Linked DNA regions of Homo sapiens: region 2 is linked to region 1. The links are chromatin loops, found by intact Hi-C in ENCODE. Cell type or tissue: endothelial cell of umbilical vein. All regions are shown on one strand.

Evidence for each region. A loop is a pair of places that touch in the nucleus more often than their neighbours do. Peaks named below come from ENCODE experiments on the same cell type or tissue, not always from the same donor. Only the 100,000 strongest peaks of a DNase experiment are listed, where the experiment ranks them.
Region 2: a loop joins it to region 1, with 5 times the contacts of the local background. A loop is called at or near these places in 47 of 110 quality-filtered maps.

What each region holds. Positions count from the first base shown.
Region 1 is chr17:51,151,888-51,154,387 of GRCh38, forward strand. It overlaps NME1-NME2 (NME1-NME2 readthrough), which reads left to right and starts at 1,672. Exons shown (of 9, transcript NR_037149.2): 1 at 1,672-1,775; 2 at 2,338-2,500. It overlaps NME1 (NME/NM23 nucleoside diphosphate kinase 1), which reads left to right and starts at 1,672. Exons shown (of 5, transcript NM_000269.3): 1 at 1,672-1,775. RefSeq lists enhancers at 985-2,184, 1,208-1,739, 1,523-1,942. In endothelial cell of umbilical vein, a CTCF peak has its summit at 1,466; a DNase peak (open chromatin) is centred at 1,544; H3K4me3 peaks cover 1,262 bases; H3K27ac peaks cover 1,638 bases.
Region 2 is chr17:50,851,280-50,853,779 of GRCh38, forward strand. No RefSeq gene overlaps it. Among named protein-coding and RNA genes, the nearest start is that of TOB1, 14 kb to the right of the region's middle. In endothelial cell of umbilical vein, a CTCF peak has its summit at 979 (motif pointing right); DNase peaks (open chromatin) are centred at 1,012 and 1,902; H3K4me3 peaks cover 173 bases; H3K27me3 peaks cover 175 bases.

The DNA.
Region 1 (2,500 bases):
GGTGTGGTGGTGGGCACCTGTAATCCCAGCTGCTCGGGAGGCTGGGGCAGGAGATTCGCTTGAACCCGGGAGGCGGAGGTTGCAGTGAGCCGAGATCGCACCACTGCACTCCACCCTGGGCGACCTGGCAAGGCTCCGTCTCAAAAAAAAAAAAAAAAAAAGAAAAAGAAAATACCGGGCGTGGTGGCAGACGCCTGTAGTCCCAGCTACGCGGGAAGCTGAGTCACGAGAATCGCTTGAACCCGGATGGCGGAGTTTGCAATGAACCGACATCGTGCAACTGCGCTCCGGCCTGGGCGCCAAAGCGATACTCGGTCTCAAAAAGAAAAAAAAGAAAACAGGAGAATAATGAAATTTTACTTATTTATTTTATTTATTTTTTATTTTTTTGAGACCGAGTCTCGCTCTGTCACCCAGGCTGGAGTGCCCTGGCGCAATCTCGGCTCACTGCAACCTCTGCCTCCCGGGTTCAAGCGATTCTCCTGCCTCAGCCTCCCGAGTAGCTGGGACTACAGGCGCCTGCAACCACGCCCGGCTCATTTTTGTATGTTTAGTAGAGACGGGGTTTCACTATGTTGCCCGGGCTGGTCTCGAATTCCTGAGCTCAAGTGATCCTCCCGCCGCTGCTTTCCAGCGTGCTGGGATTACAGGCGTGAGCCACCGCGCTCGGCCAAAAGTTTTAAATTTCAGTAAGTTCCAATTTATCAACTTTTTCCCTGTATAGATTGGTCTTTTGGTGTCGTCTAAAAACTATTTGCCTGGCCCTAGGTCCTGAGGATTTTTTTTAACTTTTTTTTTCCCCATAAGTGATTTATTGTTTTACATTTAAATCTATGATTCATTTTGAGTAAATTTTGTATAAGGTGAGAGGTTTAGGTTGAGGTTCTTTGGGTCTATATTCGTCCAATTGCTCCAGCATCATTTGTTGAAACGGCTCCTGATTCCATTTTTGTACCTTTCCCCCGTTCATTTCCCCTTAGAGCAGTGGGAATGTTTTTTTGTTAGTGATGATGTCATGCCTTGTGCAAAATCTGTATTAGCATCTCACAACATAAGATTTGGCTCTATTCTAACGGCATTTTCCACCACTCGATGTCCACCGTAATACTTGGCTCTCGAAGAATCACTGGGCTGGCTCCCTCACTTCATGCAGGTCTATTCTATTATCACTTACTCAGAGATTTCTCTGGCCTTTTCTTCACAGCACTTACAAAATGCGATCTATTACATATTAATTTGCTTATTTGCTTCTTGTTTTCCTATACTCCCATCCCTCCCAGAAGCTCCAAGAGAGCATACTGTTTTATCCCTAGGGCCTAGAATAATGCGTCCACGTAGTAGGTACTCAAAATTTTTTGCTTGACAGGCTAGAAAAGGTGAATAAACACAAAGCGGGAGCGAAAAGTCTACTTCTAGGTCAGGCACTCTTTGGACTTCACGCAACGTGTGAGCGCCACCTCTCGGGAAGCCAATTTGCTCGCGAACGAAGGAAGTGAGTCAGAGAACCCGGGGGTGGAGAGAAGAAAGCAAGCAGCTAACCGGAAAGGTCTGAAAAAGCTAGCGCCGGAAGTTAAACTGCAGAAAGTTGTTCCCTAGAATGACTGCCTACTCCCAAGAGGAAGCGTGGGCGAGCGGTGTTCTGCAAAATGGGCTCTCCGGCAGCGGATCTGCGCAGAAGCGTTCCGTGCGTGCAAGTGCTGCGAACCACGTGGGTCCCGGGCGCGTTTCGGGTGCTGGCGGCTGCAGCCGGAGTTCAAACCTAAGCAGCTGGAAGGGTAAGAGGTGTTCGGGATCCTGAGAGGAAAAAGAAAGGAGTGTAGTCGCGGGAGTGGGTTAGGTGAGGAGTTAGTGAAGAGATGAGTTCAGCTCTAAGAGGCGGCGAGGAGGATCGGATGGGAGGAGGGGCAGGGAGCGCCTGTGGACAAGTGCAGACCGGTCGGCGCACGTCCCACGCCACGTGGACTCGCCTTTGTCGGTGGCCGCCTTTCTCGTCAGGCCGCGACGACAGGGCTGTGCCTTATTTGTGTCTGTCGAGAGCAGTGCCGGGCACGGAGTTGGCGCTCTGTAAGTGCTTGCTGAATAAATGACGGGTGTGTGTGTCATTCATTCAGCAAGCACTGAGTGCTTACTGTTGTGTCACCGGGACCGATGTGGAGGGACATTTTTAGGGTGTATTTCTGGCGCTTTAGTCCTGTTTTCTCCTGGACAATTTATGCTTGCCCCGCACCCCATCGTGCGATTCTCCGCAGTCTTTGGGCTTTGTCTCTCTCTCTTTTTTTTTTTTTGGAAGTTGCAGAATGGTGATAAATGATTTTCTTTGCTCCTATTGACTGCTAGGCCCTGTGGCTAGGTACCATAGAGTCTCTACACAGGACTAAGTCAGCCTGGTGTGCAGGGGAGGCAGACACACAAACAGAAAATTGGACTACAGTGCTAAGATGCTGTAAGAAGAGGTTAACTAAAGGACAGGAAGATGGGGCCAAGAGATGGTGCTACTGTC
Region 2 (2,500 bases), 300 kb before region 1:
AGCATTTTGGGAGGCCGAGGCAGCGGATCACCTGAGGTCTGAAGTTTGAGACCAGCCTGGCCAATATGGTGAAACCCCGTCTCTACTAAAAATACAAAAAAATTAGCCGGGCTTGGGGCTGGGCACCTGTAATCCCAGCTACTCAGGAGGCTGAGGTAGGAGAATCCCTTCAACTCAGGAAGCAGAGGTTGCAGTGAGCCGATATTGCGCCACTGCACTCCGGCCTGGGTGATAGAGCAAGACTCTGTCTCAGAAAAAAAAAAAAAAGGAAAAAAAAAAGTCTGACCCCAAAGCCCACGTTCTTTCTCATAGAGGATCACGAGGAGTAATGTTATTTGGAGGCTGAATGAAGCCCCCTACACCACTCTAGAGCATTCTTACATCTGCAGGGGAAATTGTGGGGCCTAAACATGTGTCCCCGCTGGTCAAGTGAGTGTGAGACAAGGATCAGACGCTGGTGTCTTCTGTGCCAAAGCAGGATCCACACTCTGTACAGAATAGTGATGCTCTCTGAACAGTCCCAGGTCACATGAAGGAGTTTGGCCAGCTTGTGGTGGTATTTTCAGTGGATGACAGAGTGCTCAGCCACCAAGAGAACTTAGGGAAGCCTGGGGAAGGGCATTGCCCGGGGAAGTGACCCAGGCGAAAAGTTATTTGGGAATGTTAATTTCTGGCTGAAATTTATACAAAGCTTTCCCTTCAAAGCCTCATTCTTTGATTTATGTTCAAACCGGAAGATATTACAAGCACCCAAAAAGCCAAACTGGAAAAGGAAACTGCAGAGCTCCACAGACTTGTTGCCTTGGCCAGGGGTAGGGTGTGGCGATGGGAGTGGCAACTGGGAGTGACCTGGGGGTGTCTGAGTTTGTGCAATGAACACGCACTTTCCACCAACACCAACTTCTGGAGGGGTAGTACCTGCTGTGAGCCCTGACATCACAAAACCAAAAGAGGCTTTGTCACTAAAGGTAGGAAAACAAATGAGATGACCCCTAGAGGGAGCTTCTAGCCTGAGGAAGTTTCTAGATTAAGCATGAAACTGAAACTGTCTTAAAAGGAAGGAATTCGACATCCCTCTGACACAGCCTGACGCCCCTCTCAGTCCCACCTTTTCTTTCCTTGGACTTCTTACTGGTCCTCCCCATCTCACTCCTGGGTTTGATGAATAAAGAAGTTTTAAACTATTTCTCTTTCATAATGTTTCTGTACAAAGCTTGAAACAGTGAAAAAATAAGTTAAAATGTTCAAATTCAAAGGCAGGTTCTCCCAGGAGAGATGGGCTGGCAGCAGAGCTTCTATTTCTGATTTCCTCTGCCTTTTTCCCCAAGGGTTAGCAGCACACATTCTTCCTACTGTGGCTACATCTGATGAAGAACACACACACACACACACACACACACACACACACACACACACCAGGACCAAGGTTTTCCTCTCAACTGCCTGTTCCTCCACTGGAGCTGGGAATTTGAGGGAGCCCAGGCTTCCCCGGGTGCTTCCAGTGGACATTGTACCCATTCTTCATAGCTGGATATCTCCCCCCAGATCTAGCATCCCTAAGATAGGCACAGTCTCACCCTTTTTTGTTCATACCCCTACATTTTCCTGTGTATTATGATTATTTGGGCGTGTGTGTTATCGTTTGCTAGAATGTAAGCTCCTTTAGAGGTTCCGAAGGATTGTATATATCACTGCCAGTTCCTAACGCAGGAGATGCTTAATAAATGTGTTGAGTGGATGAATACAGGAGCTGTTTTTAATCATATCTCACCTTGTTTGAGAAAGAATTTAGGGACAAGAATGGAATCTGAGCCCAGGGCAGCCACTTGAGTCAACATCACCCTTTTGCTATCACAAGTACTAGTAAAGCTCAGGACCCAAGACTTCAGTATGTGAAGTGCCTATAGTTGCTTCTCAACAAATCTAATCATCCAGAGAGCAGTCGCAATGTAAGTAAGTAAAGCTAGCACGTAGCCCTCAAACTCATATCTTACTCCATTGTGTTTTTGCAACCGATTTCCCTTTCCTAATTGTGCCTGGCAAAGGCTGATAGCAAAATAAGTTTGGGATTGCTGAGCAAACAATCACAAGTGAGGTTTGCAGGAGAGGGGGACTGGGCACAAAGTGCAGCTTAGATGACTTCTAAATAATCAGGTGGGGCTCTTTTTATAAAATCGACCGGTTGAGGTCAACCAAGGGAGCAGGATAGTGTAATGGTTAAGGATCATGGACTTTGGAAACAGAATCCCACAGTTCAAATCCTAGCTCCGCTGGCTGTGACTGTTGCAAGCTCTCTGCCTCCACTTATATATCTGTAAATGGGAGAAACAGTACAACCTTCAGAGGGTTGTTATGAAGTTGAACTGAATTTAAATGGGGCAGTATCTAGCACATAGTAAATTCATATAAGGGTTGCCATTATTACTACTGAGCTTTTGGGGTTGGTCATTCCCTCTGGATTCCATAAGACTTTGTGATAGTATAAAAATCATCCTTCAAA